Regions from separate parts of the Homo sapiens genome. Here region 1 is linked to region 2. The links are chromatin loops, found by intact Hi-C in ENCODE. Cell type or tissue: PC-9. All regions are shown on one strand. Links, peaks and the distances in the headings refer to the core of each region. The heading gives the core; the rest is flanking DNA.

Evidence for each region. Hi-C counts contacts between places; a loop is a spot of excess contacts. Peaks named below come from ENCODE experiments on the same cell type or tissue, not always from the same donor. Only the 100,000 strongest peaks of a DNase experiment are listed, where the experiment ranks them.
Region 1: a loop joins it to region 2, with 7 times the contacts of the local background. A loop is called at or near these places in 7 of 110 quality-filtered maps.

What each region holds. Positions count from the first base shown.
Region 1 is chr7:30,057,291-30,066,651 of GRCh38, forward strand. It overlaps PLEKHA8 (pleckstrin homology domain containing A8), which reads left to right. Exons shown (of 14, transcript NM_001197026.2): 10 at 3,594-3,652; 11 at 4,607-4,737; 12 at 5,382-5,452. Among named protein-coding and RNA genes, the nearest start is that of PLEKHA8, 34 kb to the left of the region's middle. In PC-9, for the core only: CTCF peaks have their summits at 4,623, 4,822, 5,518 and 5,717; DNase peaks (open chromatin) are centred at 4,751 and 5,501.
Region 2 is chr7:30,409,052-30,418,412 of GRCh38, forward strand. No RefSeq gene overlaps it. Among named protein-coding and RNA genes, the nearest start is that of LINC01176, 23 kb to the left of the region's middle. RefSeq lists an enhancer at 4,341-4,410. In PC-9, for the core only: CTCF peaks have their summits at 4,194 (motif pointing left) and 4,398; a DNase peak (open chromatin) is centred at 4,200.

The sequences.
Region 1 (9,361 bases), core at 2,861-7,860, 350 kb before region 2:
TTTGCCTCTGGCTTTTCTCATACAGTATGTTTTTGAGATCCGTCCTTGTTTTCTGTATCAGTAGTTCGTTCCTTTTTATTGCTAAGTAGTATTCCATTAAATGAATATACCACAATTATTTATTCACTCTCTTATGGATGGACTTTGGGCAGTTTGTAGTTTGGGACTCTTTTTTTTTTTTTCTTGAGACAGAGTCTTGCTCTGTCACCTAAGCTGGAGTGCAGTGGCACAATCTTGGCTCACTGCAACCTCCACCTCCCGGGTTCAAGTGATTCTCCTGCCCCAGCCTCCCAAGTAGCTGGGGTTACAGGCCTGTGCCACCATGCCTGGCCAATTTTTTTTGTATTTTTAATAGAGACAAGGTTTCACCATGTTGGCCAGGCTGGTCTCAAACTCCTGACCTCACATGATCTGCCCACCTCGGTCTCCCAAAGTGCTGGGATTACAGGAGTGAGCCACTGCTCTTGGCCAATTTGGGACTATTATAAATGAAATTGCTCTAAACATTTTTGTGCCTATGGGCCTATGCTTTCATTTCTCTTGAGTAAATACCTAGGACTGGAATTGCTGGTTCATAGTTTAACTTTATAATAAACTGCCAGACAGTTATAATGGTTGCACAGTTGTTCATAGTGTATGAGTATTTTAGTTGTTTGACTTCTTCACCAGCATTTGGTAGTGTCAATATTTTGTTTTTGGCATTCCTGAATGTTTTAGTGGTATTTCATTGTGGCTTTAATTTGCATTTCCATGATGACTAATGATATTGAGCACTTTTTTTTTATAATTATTGGCCATCCCTATCTCTTCCATTGTGAAATGTCTGTTCAGATCTTTCACCCATTTTTAAAAGTTAATTGTTTTTCTTTTTATTACTGAGTTGGGAGAGTTCTTTATATATTCTTAATTAAAATTCCATTGTAGACATGTGAATATTTTCCCCCAGAGCATGGCTTGCCTCCTCCTTTTCTTAATGATGCCTTTTCAGAAGTTTTAAATTTCCATGAAGTCCAGTTTCTTCTTTTATACTTAGTGCTTTTAGTGTCTTAAGAAATCTTTACCTATCCCAAAGGTCATGAAGATATTCTGTTTTCTTCTAGACTCTTCTAACTTTTACATTTGTGCCTATGAACCACTGGAATTATTTTTTGTGTGTGGTGTGAGGTAGGGAGTTGAGGTTCTTTTTTTTTTTTTTTTTTCCTTGTGGTAACTGGTTGCTCAAGAACCGTGGGTCAAAATATGTTTTCCTTTTTACATTGCTTTGGCAGCTCTGTCAAAAACCAATTGAACTTATAATGCTTATAATATGGGACTGTTTCTGGACTCTCTTTTCTGTTCCAATGATCTTATGGTGTCTTAATTATTATAAGGCTTGAAATCAGATAATGTAAGTCTCTCAGTTTTTTCTTTTTCAAGATTGTTATGGAAATTCTAGGCCTTTTGATAAATTTTAGCTGTTCAATTCCTATTTAAAAGCTTTTTAGGATTTTGATTAAGATTACATTATATCTCTAAACCAATTAGGGGAAAGCTGACATCTTAAACAACATCGAAGGCTGGGCTCACTGGCTTATAACTGTAATCCCAGCACTTTGGGAGGCCAAGGCAGGAGGATCGCTTGAAACCAGGAGTTTGATCCTGGCCTAGGCAACAAAGTAAGACCCTGTCTCTATGAAAAAAATTAGCCAGGTGTGATGGCGCAAGCCTGTAGTCCCAGCTACTTGGGAGGCTGATGCAGGAGAATCACACGAGCCTGGGATATCAAGGCTGCAGTGAGCCGTGGCTGCACCACTGCACTCCATCCTAGTTGACAGAGCAAGACCCTGTCTCAAAAACAAAAGCATTGAGTCTTCCAATCCATGAGGATGCTGTATCTATTTACTTAAGTCATTTTAATTTTCTCTGAAGAATGTTCTATCTAGTTTTTAGTGTATAGCTATCATATTCTTTTGTTAGGAATAAGTTTTAGAATTTTATTTTTTTATTCTGTTGTAAAAAGTGTTTTATTTCATTTTCCGATTATTAATAGCATGTACATGCAAATTATGTTTATATGCTGAGTTGTTTTTATAATCATGAATGAGTTAACTTCATAAAATGCTTTTTCTGTATTTGCTGAAGTCATTTTTTTCCTGTAATTTGTTAATGTAATGAATTACATTGTTTGGATGAATTTCATTCATTATCTTGGTATTTGTTTCTATCATCTTGCTACTTATTTTCTGCTTTTCTCTGTATGTTCTTTGTTCCCTTTTTACTCCTTTCCTGATCTCTAGCCAGTTAATCAATTTTTTTTTTAGTATTCTGTTTTATTTCCTCTTTTGGCCTCTTAGCTACCTATCTTTGTCCCTGCCTTTCTTTTAGATCAATCAAGTATTTTTTTTTTTTTTTTAAGAATTCCTCTATCTTTTCTCTTTTGGCTTTTTAGCTATACCTCTTTGTTTTATTTTTTAGTCATTGTTCTTGCCCAACAGAAATATTCAAACCACATATGTAATTTTAAGTTTTCTAGTAGGCATATTAACATAGTAAACACAAATTAATTTTAATTATTTTAAAACCTAGAATATCTAAAATATCTTAACATGTAATAAATATAAAAGAATCATTGGGCCGGGCATGGTGGCTCACGCCTGTAATCCCAGCACTTTGGGAGGCCGAGGCAAGTGGGTCACAAAGTCAGGAGATCGAGACCGTCTTGGCCAACGTGATGGCACATGCCTGTAATCCCAGTTACCTGGGAGGCTGAGGCAGGAGAATCGCTTGAACCAGGGAGTCGGAGGTTGCAGTGAGCTGAGATCATGCCACTGCACTCTAGCCTGGTGACAGAGCGAGACTCCGTCCCCCCAGAAAAAAGAATCATTAATGAGTCTGAGCATGGTGGCTCACGCCTGTAATCCCAGCACTTTGGGAGGCTGAGGTGGGCAGATGACTTGAGATTAGGAGTTCGAGACCAGCCTGGCCAACATGGTGAAGCCCGTCTCTACTGAAAATACAAAAATTAGCTGGGCGTGGTGGTGGGCATCTGTAATCTCAGCTACTCGGGAGGCTGAGGGAGAATCGCTTGAACCTGGGAGGTGGAGGTTGCAGTGAGCCGAGATCATGCTACTCCACTCCAGCCTGGGGACAGAGCGAGAGACTCCATCTCAAAAAAACAAACAAACCGAAAGAATCATTAATGAGATATTTTGCAATCTCTTTTTCATACTCAGTCTTCCTAATCTGGTACGTATTTTACTTCCAGTACATTTTGGTTAGTACTAGCCACGCTGCAAGTACTAACTAGCCACATATCTGGTGGCTACCATATTGGACAGTGCAGCCCTAAGGATTACTATATGAATCCTAAACTTATAAGATTATCTTCATCTCACCTGTCACTTAGGGCCTCATTATAACTCACCTTGGAGTAGTGTAATAGAAAAAGATGGTAATAGTATCCTGGGAGCTTTTGAAGATTATGTTTAGATAAATGATTTGGAAGCAAAAATTAAAGTTGTTGGGGATCTGCTAAATTTATTATTACTTTATTATAAAAAATATTGCCACTTAAAAATTGCTTTTTCAGAAATGTTTTTAATCTTTTCTTCTAGACAAACTTGGCCCTACAGTGTTTGCTCCTGTTAAGATGGATCTTGTTGGAAATATTAAGGTGAGCATACTGGTTTGTCTCTGTGGAAACTTTTAAATAAAGGAAAATGTTCTCAACATTTTTGTGCTTGGCCAGAATAAATCAAAAAGTGAAAAATGTGTCACTGTTCTTTTAAGAGAGCAAGCATCTTTCTTCTCACACTGTGAATGCTCAGTAAGGGAATTACTAAGCCTTTATTATATGCTAGAGTTAAGCTTTATGGGGAGTAGAAGATTCATTTTTAAAATGAAACCAGGACTGCCTTTTCATGTGCACCGTGTGGATCAGTAGGGTTTCACTCTAATGTCCACACTGATTCTGTGCTTTTTTAGGTTTAAATGGTGATAAGTTATATTTTTCTAAAAGATAGGTTATATAGTGAAAATAGCTGTCAGTGGTCTGGGACTCAAAAGGCCCATTTCCAGTGGTAGTTGTGGGACCATCAACAACTCACCAAATCTCTGAGCCTCTTTCTTCCAGGTAAAATAAGGGATGGGTCCCCTTTTAAATGCAGATTAAATGTTACCTTCTTGAGGATACAGTGCCCAATAAAAATCTTTTTTGTCATTGGAGACTAGTCTTTGAGGAAGCACTATTAGGAATTCCTGTAGGTATACCTTTCTTTATTGTATTTAGGTGGAACAGTTGCAAGTAGTCTCATTAGAACAAATGATTGTTGAGTTTTATATTCAGAGTGAAAAGTATCTGCCAAAGACAAGCATGAGAGAGGTTCTGAGGCAGAAAAAATAACTTTAAGAACAAAACTTTAAACCCTGAGACTATTTAATTCCAGTTTAAGCTACATAGAATTCTCCAAAACAAATACTATCATGAAAACATAAGGAAGAAGGTAATAGGAGCTTAATTTATTTTCTTAGAGGCCTGCTTGCCAAACTTACAAGTCTCCAGACTATACTGAGTTGCTTGATAACTTCAGCATTTTAAACTTAGGTTGTTTCCCTGCTTTCCCTCCAGAAAGTAAATCAGAAGTATATAACCAACAAAGAAGAGTTTACCACTCTCCAGAAGATAGTGCTGCACGAAGTGGAGGCGGATGTAGCCCAGGTTAGGAACTCAGCGACTGAAGCCCTCTTGTGGCTGAAGAGGTGAGGCAGCTGGGGTGGGACAGCAGTTAAAATCTAGCTCAAAAAAAATTACCAGCAAAAAAAATTGTTACACAAAGGAGACTACTTCTGAGTGAAGGATCTAGTTGAATTGTGTAGCCTTTTCTAGAAGGCCTAATGAATAATACCACCTTATTTTTTTTTTGCCTCTCTTTTGATGGTGATAAATATTGTTGATAAGTATATATAAGATAGGAATCTTAAAGGCATTAAAGTCAACTGGCTTCTCTTTAAATCAGTGGCTCTCCAACTTCAGTGGCATCAGAATCATCTGGAGGACTTGTTAAAAACACTAGACTCGGAAACAGTTTCTGATTCAGTAACTCGGGTGGGGCCCCAGAATTTGCATTTCTAGCAAATTCCCAGGTGATGCTAAAGCCACTAGTCCTGGGACACATTTTGAAAACCACTTCTTTAGGTATATCAGATGAGATGAAAGATGGGCTCCAGAGCAAGCTAAAGGGAAGTGAAGGGAAGAGGTTCAGGAAGGACTGCCATATGATTTGACCTATTCACTGCTGTGCCTAAGATGTTACTGAAATGGAAGCTGATGTCTGCCATTTCTTTATACCCACTCAACATAAGTGAACTTTGAAAATAATATTTCTTCCTTTATTTTGTTTTAGAGGTCTCAAATTTTTGAAGGGATTTTTGACAGAAGTGAAAAATGGGGAGAAGGATATCCAGACAGCCCTAAGTAAGTGTTCTTTATGTTTTGTTGAATGAGTCAATAGACTGTGGAATGGAGACCCCTAGAGGAGGATACAGGGTATAGGGGATATTTCTGCTTTTCAGAATTTGATTTTGTTTCTTTTCTTATTTCATTATTATTCATTGCTTCTTATATGCTTTGTTTAAAAGTACCTATGAGACAATGACCTGGTAATCTAGATGTAACTTACTAAAAATCAGTATATTTTAAAGACGTGCTGAATAAGTGGAAAGCCATCTCTTAAACATAATAGGAAGACCTAATATTATCAAGAAGTTAGTTTTCCTAAATCTTCAAATATATTATAGTCTTTGAAAATCAGTATACAAAGAAAAGCTTGAACACCATAACAGCGGGTTGGCGTGGGGGAATCCCAGGGATTTGTTCTGGAGTAAGAGTAAAGGTTTTCGTCGTCGTCGTGTAACTCCTCAAATATATAATGCTGTGTGCGTCCCAGTTTCTAGTCATAAAGCCAAAATGGGATGAAGGGCTTGGTCAGAGGAGATCATCTTATATCTCCAGCACCTTAAAGTAGTGACTGCAACATTGTAGGTGCTTAATAAACATTGGACAGGTAGGTAGATGGATGGATGTGTGGATAGAGCCATTTATCAGACCAGTTTTGGAAAATGTTGAGATTGGGGAGCATCCTTAGAGTGCTTCTAATGGAGTGGCTGAACTCTCACCATTGATCTATAGGAAATTCTTCTAGCATGGGCCATGAGGCGTGTGTGGAGAAAAAAATGAACTGTGACATAAACTAATTAGATGCTTCTGGTTTGAGAGGGAGCTAGTGTTCTCTGTGGCTTTTTTTCAGTGTCACAGTTGGGTTCTACCTCCTTCTGTTAGTCCTCTCTCTGGGCCATGAGTCCTCAAGAATTCTGCCCCCACGTGATTTCCCGAGTCTGCCCCATCTAGCAACTGCTGATCTGCCATAAAAATGAGAGCTGACATTTCTATAGCACTTTGTGAACAATGTAGACTTCATAAACTTAATCCTCATTTCAATCCATTTTTACAGGTTAGGGAACTGTAAGATTAAAATATTGCTTAAGACCAGCATAAGGTCTGAAGCAGAGTGGCTTTGAGGCCCCTGCTTTGAAGGTCCACATTTCTCCTACAAAGGGTCTTTTCCACCATTCCTGGGCCACCTGCATTTTTACATTCCCCATACATCCCTGAATTTCAGGATGGTCTCAGTTATATTCTCCCCTCTGTGTCCTGATTTCAAGTACTAAAAGTATATTCAGCATGTCTACTCATGCCCCCTAGCCAGTATCTGTCAAGCTTTATGGCTTGTGGAGTGTAGGATCAGGAGCTCTGGAGTGGCTCTCTGGATTCTGCCACTTATTAGTGCTCTGCCCTTAGGCAAGTTATTTAACCTCTCTGATCCTCACTTTGTTCATCTATAAAATGGGAATGGTGATATTATTTCCCTAACAAGGTGGTTGTAAATATTAAGTAGGTGCATGTGCATGTGAAAAAATTACAGAAGTATTTGGTACGCAAAACACTCAGTGTGGCCGGGTGTGGTGGCTCATGCCTGTACTTTCGGAGACTGAGGCAGGAGGATCACTTGAGTTCAGGAGTTTGAGACCAGCCTATGCAACACGGCAAAACTCCATCTCTACAAAAATTAGCTGAGTATGGTGTTGCGTGCCTGTAGTCCCAGCTACTTAGGGGGCTGAGGTGGGAAGATTGCTTGAACCCAGGAGGTCAAGGCTGCAGTGAATTGTGATCATGGCACTGTACTCCAGTCTGGGCAATCGAGTGAGACCAGACCCTGTCTCAAAAACAAACAAACAAACAAAAAAACAATGCTCAGTCGTCAAGATTAGCATCTATTGTTGTGATAATGATGTTTTGTCATCATTATCATAATCATGATATATGAAGTTAATAACCTGCCAGAAAATAAGACTTATTTGTCCCACATCAGTAATGGAAAGTTTACAAAGCTTAGGTGCCAAGCCAGAAACTTCACTTCAAACTAACTTATTAGTATGGAATTTTCATGCTAGCAGAAAGACTTCTCCACCTGTTGGAAATGCAGAAGATACAGGGTTTAGCACTGTGTGCCCAGTGGACTCCGCTTGTCTCATGCTGCTATTACTTTGTTAGGGCTGTCTATGGAAGGGGAGTAGGACAATGCTGATCCCATTTAGCCCACTGGAAGAGCTGGGGTGGAACGGAACCCAGCTGCTTATGGGCTTTGACCCCCCTAGACATAGAAAGGAAACAGGATATACCATTTCTATCCAGTCCCAACCCCAATTCTGCCCACTTTTCTCTCTCCTTTTCTCCTCAAGGTTTCTCATCAAATGTTGTACTTGATTTGGAGACTGGGCCCAGGGGATGTATTGACTTTGTGAAGAAAGAGGAGACTTTGAAGGGCAAATGCTGCTTTGTGACTGCAATAATCACAGCCAGTCTCAGCTTTTTCTTCCCTCTCTTCTCCTTCGGCACAATTTTCAATGGAAAAGAGAAGGGAGGCTGTAAATTTGACATTTTTGTCCTGATGTTCAGGCTTATTTCAAAGAAGGTGTTTATGATTTAAATCCTATCTTTGTGGAAATCCCTAGTTTCTTGCTGCTGCTTAGTATGAGGAGATAAAGTTCCCCTATTAAACCCACCCTCCCTCCAAAGTTCCCCTGTTAAACCCACCCTCCCCTCCCACAGACACAGACACAACAAGCTCTGCGTAAACGGTTTTTTGAGAAATGTTTACACAATAGTTACTCAGAACCTGTAGGCTCCTTGATGCATATTTCTTCTGGGATAATGGTTCCTTTTTCTCATTTTGAAGTCCCAGCCTTCATAAGTAGAACTGATACCTTGTTTGAAATGAGGGAGGGTGAGTGAGTAGGTAAAAGAGAGTGTGTGCAATTTATATGCCATATATAGGCAAGTTTGTTGGCTTTTTTAAATTCTAAAGTTGAATTTAAAAACAGCTATCACTTACAGAGCACCCAGTGTAACTACTACACTAAGTTTTTGATAAATATTTTATTTAATCTTCCAAATACTCTCCAGTGAATAAACTGAGGTTTAAAGAGGATAAATACCTTCCCTAGGGTCTCAAAATCTCCATCGGTGGTTCTCAAGCTGTTCCAAGGTCAGCAGCATCTTTATCACCTGAAAACTCATTAGAAATGCAGACTATCCGGTTCCACCCCAGACCTGCTGAATCAGACACTGAGGCTGGGGCCTGGCAGTCCGTGTTTTAACAAGTCTTTCAGATGATTCTAATCCATGCTGAAGTTTGAGACCTAGTCATCTAGACTTAGGCCTTTGAGGTTCACCTGTCACTTGTCTACATCTTGATAATTTTGTGATTTTGACTGCATCTAAGAGATTTTTAATAAGCAGGAGTAAAACTGCTGAAATTAGTTATAGCATCAGTTTATTTTCCTCCTTTTCATCATAATTAGACAGCTTTCCAATAAAAATACTGCTTAAGTAAGGTTTGAGGTGAATGTTCATGAAACTTGTATGGTCTTAATGGCCTTGGAAATAGTACATTTATATGTAGAAGTCCTAAATAACATTGTAGAAGCCTTGTCTCCTTTACCTTTCTGGAAAATGCATCTCTAGTTATTGTATTGCTGCAGTTCTGTGACCTGGAATACTTCCAGCATCTGGAAGGAGCCTTAGACTTTACACTGCCCCTTTTTGCACTTGAGCCATCACTTGGCTTCCCCATAATGATAATCAGAGTGGAACATTTTGGGTGGTTTCATGCTAAGAGCTGCTGTGTTCCCTTAGTGTCCTAACATTCTTTAGAGGTCATTTTCAGGAGGGAGTTGGGTTCACAAGGCAGATATGTTTAATAATCTGCTTTAGAGCTGAGTCCCCCTCTCCATTGCATATTCCACATCAGAAAGAGGTTTTGGA
Region 2 (9,361 bases), core at 2,243-7,242:
GGTTCCTGCCCCCCCCACCACATTTTCCATGCTGGTGTGCTAGCCCCCAGTGGATTTATCCTATAAATGCCCCCATTTGCTTAAGATACCCAGAGAAGGATGTTGTTATTTGCCACCAGAGAAGCTGTGACCAATATAGGCACTGATGTTCCAGGTAGATTCAGATGCCATCACAAAATTTTCTCCACTAATCGGCGACCTAGCCACAGAATGCACAAAACAGCTCTCAAGATCTCTGCATGCAATATCAGTGCCTATGGGTCCCTGTGGCTATTTCTTAGTGCTGCCCATGAGCCACCATCATCTCTGCCTCAACTTCTGCGAGAGCCTCCCAGCTGGTTGTCTCATAAGGTCCTCAACTTCATACTGCAGCCAAAGCCATCTTTTCGGAATGTAAACCTGTTGGTGCCACTCCTCTCTGATGAAATCTTTCAGGGGCTTCAGATTTCTGTGAAAGACCAAAATTCTTAAACTTTTTTGACCTTTACTCGCAATAAAGACAGTTTATATTGAAACTCAGTACACTTGATGTATATTTTATAAAAGTGTCACAAGACAATACTTACCCTTTATTTGATTAACAAATACTTGCATGGCAGTTACTGATTGCCAGACACTGTTCTTGCTGTGCTGTGAATAGTAACTCATCTAGTCCCTGTAAGAACCCATGCGATGCACATGTTCTTATGACCACTTTAAAGCTGAAGCCACTTGGGCACAGAGAGGTTCAGTTGCTTGTCTGAGGTTGTACAGTTAATGAGTGGCAGTCTGGGTCCAGACCCGTGCTTTTCACTGCTTCTTGGTGCTACTCTGTGGTGGACTCTGATATTCTATTCTGTTTCATTTTTTAAAAACAGAGGTTGGGCGTACACCCCATTGCTTTCACAACCTCCTAGCAGGTCACAGTATACAGTTTAAGAAACACTGGCCTGTCTTGGGGTGGGCCCTTACCTTGTATTTCCCAGCTCCACCTGTGCTGTGCTCCTCCTTGAGTTCTATGATCCAGTTTTCATGGCCAGGCTCCTCGGAGCCATGGGGCCTTGGCCCATGCTGTTCATTTACTGAACCTCACTGTCCTCCCTGCAGATTGTGTCCTTGATTTCAAGGGAGAACGGTACGCCTATGATAGGCCCTGAAAGCCCTTGCACCTTTCCTTGGGCACTCATCATGGTTGCAGTTTGGCAGTTACCCACTTGGTGGTTTGAATAAATATATCCATCTTCCCCACTAGACCGTATGTGCTGCGAGTGTAGGCTCTCTGCGTGTTTTTAGTTCACTGTTGAGAGAGGTGATCTGCCCTGAGTCCTGAGCATCCAGCACATTCTTGCTGGGTAAGCACACAAGGCGAGGCCCTGACCACTCTACTCAGACTGCTTCTCAGCAGACATTATGTTCGCAGCAGACAACCTTGAGGATAAAGTAGTAGCTCCCTCCAGTTCGGAGAGCAGACTTGCTACTGCTTGCTATAAAATGGCAGGCTCCTCAAGCTCAGTGTTCTTCAGCTGCCATGCAAAGCCACTGTATGTGTAGCATCCACCTGTGCCCCAGCACACTGTCTTCGTGGGCTACGGGGCACAGGGGCTGATGCAGACATGCTCGTGCTCATGTTGTCTACTGTTCTGTCGATCATAAAGTCCTGTGCTTCTGACCCAGGAGGCTTGCGTCCTGTGCCAGCATCCACAAAACAGTAACAGTCTAACTTACTAACTTGCAAGTAGGGTAAAAAGTCCAGACATGACACTAACCATTTCCTATCAGCCAGCACAGTACCTGGCCTAAAGCAGATGTTCAGTATTTATTTGTGAAACAAATGGATGGTTGGATAGATAGAAAGTAGATGGACTTTGAGCTCTGCTTAAGGTGTTGCAGGGATCAAACCCTTTCAGAAATGCCAACCATACCCTGGAATGATTCTGGAACTGTGGGGAAGACAATTGAGGAGAAATGAAGATTATCTTGACCTGAAGTTTCTCATCCTTTGTGTTTCTAAGTAGAGTTTTTGGATCAGCCAGCTCCTCTTCTGATATTAAACTATCTGACATGGGTAGTCCTGTGAGACAGTTGCGTTTTATTCTGAATTGCCTGAATGAGTCTGATGTCCCCAACACCTAGCGAAGCTCAGCAATGATGCATGGGGTGGGCTGATGTGGGAAGTAGGCAGCCCGGAGTGGCAGAGGCCTGGGTTCTATTTTAAAAGGGAATTCTGGGTATCACTGGGTCTCTTAGAGGGGGAGTTAGGGAGGGGGAACTGGAAAGTGAGAAAGGGAAGTTTGCACAGCAGCAAAGCCAAAGTTAGCCTCAAGTTCTCCCCAAAGGCCAGGTGGCAGTAATTCGGGACATGTTGCAGAAATTCATCTCTGAAGCAACTGGGACCAGAAGGCTTCAGGCAACAACTGTCCCTGCTAGGAGGGCCTGTTCCCCTTTCACAAACAGCACTGCTTTTCCTAATATAAGCACAGTTCTTGCACATAGATAAAACTGTCTTTAGGATAGAGTGAAAAGAGAATAAGAATGTTAAATTTATAACTATTAAGATGTATTGAAAGTTGAATAATGTGCAGAAAGCAAATCGCTCTACACAGAAAGAGAGGGTGATAGAAGGGTTCTTGGAGACAACAAGCATGAGAAGACTTATCTAGGGTTTGATGAGATTTTCAGTAAGAGCTTTATCATCCCCACAGGGGCAAAATTAATTCTTGGGAGACAAAAAGGAACTTAGTTATTCGATGGTTTGTGGCCTTCAGAGGGTTGCAGTTGTACATAAACAGAAACACAGTATATCAGTGGTATTAAAATTTCAAGATGGGAGAGAGATTGGGGAAAATATCTAAAATGTCTCCTTACAGGGGTGATAATGAGAAGCAATGGACTAGAGGATTCAAGTGGAAGAGTCTTCATCACCCGTGAGTTCTCCTGGGAAAGTGAATTGGAAACAAGCTAAGTGCATTTTCTCAGCAGAAGGAAGATCTTACACATCACCTAGTGAATATCCAGTTGGGAATCTGAAAGCAGCAGTGGGCAGGTGAGCTGTCCCCACAGCTGTTCAGCAGGTGATGAGCTTACTGGCTCCAGGAAACGTCAGTGTGCTTAGGATGCAGCTGATGGCCTTAGGCACCAGGCCAGTCCTCCCTGGACACATCAATAGGATGGTGGCAATAGAGGGTGGAAGTTAAGATTCCAGGAATTAGCCCACCCACGTCCTTCCTTGCTGTTCTATTCTGTTCTCATCTCCTTCCTTCCTACTCTCCTCTCCGGCTCACTCATTCATTTTTGCTGCAGGCAGGGGAATCAGGAGCAATGTTCATCAGTGAATGAAAGGAGTGCTGGAAAGAGAACCAAATGCTGACATCAAAGAACCTTCAATCATATGATTTTAGTGTGGAAAGCCAGATGATACACTCTAACATCTGTGAAATCAAATCAAAATGCAAATTGGTTTTTGGCTTTCCTGATCTATGTTTCTGGATATGTGTTCACTGGGACATGTGGCTTCTTGACAGAATAAGACTGAAGACAATTTCAAGTATAGACAATAGTTAGTTCCAATCCCACAGGTATTCAGCCTTGGAAATGGGTTCCAGTCTCTGGGCTTAAAAGACTGGACTTTGCTATCAGTTTGAAAATGGCAGTGTCGTAGAGGGGCTCTTAATGTTAGGAAGGATGGCCTGGCAGAGTCTCTTTTCTTCTCTTGCCCTATCCCTGATGCTCATTAAGGCAGTGCTAGAGGAAAAAGTTCTCATTAGGTAACAGGAGTTGCTACTGGGTACCGTTTAAAGTGCTTTACACCTATTAATTCATTTACTCACAACCAGACAATTCTGCAAGGGGAGCACTGTTTTATAAAACTCTTATGGATGGGGAGCTCAGGTACAGAAATGCTAAGTCATTTGTCCAAGCTCACACAGCTTCTGGTAGTACCGGGATTTGAACCCAGATCCTCAGTCTCCAGAGAACTTGCCACAATAGTGTTCTTTTAAGGTGCCCTCAGCCAACTCTTGCACTTATTGATATCTTTGAACTCATGGATGAATGGGCTTAAAATTGTTTTTAACACAATGTACTTTGGTTTGAGCCTTATTTAAATAGAACAATGTGCCAGTCACCAGACCCCATGCACGGTTGAATCCTTTGGCCACTTACATAATGGATTAATTACTGGACACATGCTGCCCTCTTGTGATGAAAGTCACTCAATTGCAACCTTCTCCACTTCTCTGGAATGTACCCAGTTACTTCCTTTGTTCCAGTCTCATGGTTGGGGGATGGAGGATCTGTAGCCAGTGACGAAGCTGTTGGCTCTGTAGAGCCAAGATGTCACCTGCCATTCTGTGTGGTGCTCCCGGGCTGTTGGCTCTGTAGAGTCAAGATGTCACTTGCCATTCTGCAGGGTGCTCCCAGCCTGTGACTCCAGCCATGAGACATGACCCCAGAGTCCTGCAACTTGTAGCAACTGAATATAGGAGAAAAGACCAGGCTTCCTGAAGAAATCCTAGGAACATTAAAGAGACCCCATCTGTGTCCTTGGGGAAAGAGCTCTATTTTGCATAACTTGCCCTAGCAGATTGGAACCAGTGATAGTGACAGAAGGCAGCCAAATGCCTAGGTAAATGGGACAGGTCCCAGGTGAAACCCCACCTTAAAGCCAAAAAACAGCCTGAGGGGTGAAAGGCCGGATTGCTGGTCCCTGATGAAACCCGCGACCTAGAGTGAGAACTTCTGTTTCTGTTTGCCCGCCCTTTCCTGATTGATTCTTTCTGAATAATGCCTTTTAACCAATCGAATGTTGCCTTTTCCAATACTACCTATGACCTGCCCCTTTCCCATTCTCAGCCCATAAAAGCCCCAGACTCAGCCACAGTGGGGGGACTTTCCCACCTTCAGGTAGGGGGACCACCCCTGTATCCCCTCTCCGCTGAAAGCTGTTTCATCACTCAGACTCCTTGCCTTGCTCACTCTTCGATTGTCAACATATCCTCATTCTTCTTGGGTGCGGGACAAGCACCCGGGAACCAGTGCACAAGCCAGACTTGTCCCGGGCAGGCTGTCTCCTGCAGCAGGGTAGCATGGCTGAGCAAGGCCCAGGTGGGGCGTCGCTGGCCAGAGGTCCCTGGCTTACAAAGTGGCCAAGAAAAAAATCCTGTGTCACCAGGTGATAGACTTGGCAGAAAGATGGTCAGTTGCAGAGTGAACTGAAGGTCACAAACCCTATCAGAACAGAGGGAAAATAAAACCAGACAGAAGCCCTGTTCTTGTTCTACCAGTAGTTAAAGTGACCTTGAGTGAGTATCTTTTGCTCTCTGACACCAGTTTCCTCACTGGGAGAATGAGGAGATTGAAATCTTAGATACTGCCAGGAAAAACATTCTGCATTTGCCTAGATCCCTTCCCTGAATAGATTTGATAGTTTTGTTTTGCTTTATTTTATTTTATTTTATTTTTTATACTTTAAGTTTTAGGGTACATGTGCACATTGTGCAGGTTAGTTACATATGTATACATGTGCCATGCTGGTGCGCTGCACCCACTAACTCGTCATCTAGCATTAGGTATATCTCCCAATGCTATCCCTCCCCCCTGCCCCCACCCCACCACAGTCCCCAGAGTGTGATATTCCCCTTCCTGTGTCCATGTGATCTCATTGTTCAGTTCCCACCTATGAGTGAGAATATGCGGTGTTTGGTTTTTTGTTCTTGCGATAGTTTACTGAGAATGATGATTTCCAGTTTCATCCATGTCCCTACAAAGGAGATGAACTCATCATTTTTTATGGCTGCATAGTATTCCATGGTGTATATGTGCCACATTTTCTTAATCCAGTCTATCATTGTTGGACATTTGGGTTGGTGCCAAGTCTTTGCTATTGTGAATAATGCCGCAGTAAACATACGTGTGCATGTGTCTTCATAGCAGCATGATTTATAGTCCTTTGGGTATATAGCCAGTAATGGGATGGCTGGGTCAAATGGTATTTCTAGTTCTAGATCCCTGAGGAATCGCCACACTGACTTCCACAATGGTTGAACTAGTTTACAGTCCCACCAACAGTGTAAAAGTGTTCCTATTTCTCCACATCCTCTCCAGCACCTGTTGTTTCCTGACTTTTTCATGATTGCCATTCTAACTGGTGTGAGATGGTATCTCATTGTGGTTTTGATTTGCATTTCTCTGATGGCCAGTGATGATGAGCATTTTTTCACGTGTTTTTTGGCTGCATAAATGTCTTCTTTTGAGAAGTGTCTGTTCATGTCCTTCACCCACTTTTTGATGGGGTTGTTTGTTTTTTTCTTGTAAATTTGTTGGAGTTCATTGTAGATTCTGGATATTAGCCCTTTGTCAGATGAGTAGGTTGCGAAAATTTTCTACCATTTTGTAGGTTGCCTGTTCACTCAGATGGTAGTTTCTTTTGCTGTGCAGAAGCTCTTTAGTTTAATTAGATCCCATTTGTCAATTTTGTCTTTTGTTGCCATTGCTTTTGGTGTTTTGGACATGAAGTCCTTGCCCATGCCTATGTCCTGAATGGTAATGCCTAGGTTTTCTTCTAGGGTTTTTATGGTTTTAGGTCTAACGTTTAAGTCTTTAATCCATCTTGAATTGATTTTTGTATAAGGTGTAAGGAAGGGATCCAGTTTCAGCTTTCTACGTATGGCTAGCCAGTTTTCCCAGCACCATTTATTAAATAGGGAATCCTTTCCCCATTGCTTGTTTTTCTCAGGTTTGTCAAAGATCAGATAGTTGTAGATATGTGGCGTTATTTCTGAGGGCTCTGTTCTGTTCCATTGATCTATATCTCTGTTTTGGTACCAGTACCATGCTGTTTTGGTTACTGTAGCCTTGTAGTATAGTTTGAAGTCAGGTAGTGTGATGCCTCCAGCTTTGTTCTTTTGGCTTAGGATCGCCTTGGCGATGCAGGCTCTTTTTTGGTTCCATATGAACTTTAAAGTAGTTTTTTCCAATTCTGTGAAGAAAGTCATTGGTAGCTTGATGGGGATGGCATTGAATCTGTAAATTACCTTGGGCAGTATGGCCATTTTCACGATATTGATTCTTCCTACCCGTGAGCATGGAATGTTCTTCCATTTGTTTGTATCCTTTTATTTCCTTGAGCAGTGGTTTGTAGTTCTCCTTGAAGAGGTCCTTCACATCCCTTGTAAGTTAGATTCCTAGGTATTTTATTCTCTTTGAAGCAATTGTGAATGGGAGTTCACTCATGATTTGGCTCTCTGTTTGTCTGTTGTTGGTGTATAAGAATGCTTGTGATTTTTGTACATTGATTTTGTATCCTGAGACTTTGCTGAAGTTGCTTATCAGCTTAAGGAGATTTTGGGCTGAGACAACGGGGTTTTCTAGATATACAATCATGTCGTCTGCAAACAGGGACAATTTGACTTCCTCTTTTCCTAATTGAATACCCTTTATTTCCTTCTCCTGCCTAATTGCCCTGGCCAAAACTTCCAACACTATGTTGAATAGGAGTGGTGAGAGAGGGCATCCCTGTCTTGTGCCAGTTTTCAAAGGGAATGCTTCCAGTTTTTGCCCATTCAGTATGATATTGGCTGTGGGTTTGTCATAGATAGCTCTTATTATTTTGAAATACGTCCCATCAATACCTAATTTATTGAGAGTTTTTAGCATGAAGGGTTGTTGAATTTTGTCAAAGGCTTTTTCTGCATCTATTGAGATAATCATGTGGTTTTTGTCTTTGGCTCTGTTTATATGCTGGATTACATTTATTGATTTGTGTATATTGAACCAGCCTTGCATCCCAGGGATGAAGCCCACTTGATCATGGTGGATAAGCTTTTTGATGTGCTGCTGGATTCGTTTTGCCAGTATTTTATTGAGGATTTTTGCATCAATGTTCATCAAGGACATTGGTCTAAAATTCTCTTTTTTGGTTGTGTCTCTGCCCGGCTTTGGTATCAGAATGATGCTGGCCTCATAAAATGAGTTAGGGAGGATTCCCTCTTTTTCTATTGATTGGAATAGTTTCAGAAGGAATGGTACCAGTTCCTCCTTGTACCTCTGGTAGAATTCGGCTGTGAATCCATCTGGTCCTGGACTCTTTTTGGTTGGTAAACTATTGATTATTGCCACAATTTCAGCTCCTGTTATTGGTCTCTTCAGAGATTCAACTTCTTCCTGGTTTAGTCTTGGGAGAGTGTATGTGTCCAGGAATTTATCCATTTCTTCTAGATTTTCTAGTTTATTTGCGTAGAGGTGTTTGTACTATTCTCTGATGGTAGTTTGTATTTCTGTGGGATCGGTGGTAATATCCCCTTTATCATTTTTTATTGTGTCTATTTGATTCTTCTCTCTTTTTTTCTTTATTAGTCTTGCTAGTGATCTATCAGTTTTGTTGATCCTTTCAAAAAACCAGCTCCTGGATTCATTAATTTTTTGAAGGGTTTTTTGTGTCTCTATTTCCTTCAGTTCTGCTCTGATTTTAGTTATTTCTTGCCTTCTGCTAGCTTTTGAATGTGTTTGCTCTTGCTTTTCTAGTTCTTTTAATTGTGATGTTAGGGTGTCAATTTTGCATCTTTCCTGCTTTCTCTTGTGGGCATTTAGTGCTATAAATTTCCCTCTACACACTGCTTTGAATGCATCCCAGAGATTCTGGTATGTTGTGTCTTTGTTCTCGTTGGTTTCAAAGAACATCTTTATTTCTGCCTTCATTTCGTTGTGTATCCAGTAGTCATTCAGGAGCAGGTTGTTCAGTTTCCATGTAGTTGAGCGGTTTTGAGTGAGATTCTTAATCCTGAGTTCTAGTTTGATTGCACTGTGGTCTGAGAGATAGTTTGTTATAATCTCTGTTCTTTTACATTTGCTGAGGAGAGCTTTACTTCCAAGTATGTGGTCAATTTTGGAATAGGTGTGGTGTGGTGTGCTGAAAAAAATGTATATTCTGTTGATTTGGGGTGGAGAGTTCTGTAGATGTCTATTAGGTCTGCTTGGTGCAGAGCTGAGTTCAATTCCTGGGTATCCTTTTTGACTTTCTGTCTCGTTGATCTGTCTAATGTTGATAGTGGGGTGTTAAAGTCTCCCATTATTAATGTGTGGGAGTCTGAGTCTCTGTGTAGGTCACTCAGGACTTGCTTTATGAATCTGGGTGCTCCTGTATTGGGTGCATATATATTTAGGATAGTTAGCTCTTCTTGTTGAATTGATCCCTTTACCATTATGTAATGGCCTTCTTTGTCTCTTTTGATCTTTGTTGGTTTAAAGTCTGTTTTATCAGAGACTAGGATTGCAAACCCTGCCTTTTTTTGTTTTCCATTTGCTTGGTAGATCTTCCTCCATCCTTTTATTTTGAGCCTATGTGTGTCTCTGTATGTGAGATGGGTTTCCTGACTACAGCACACTG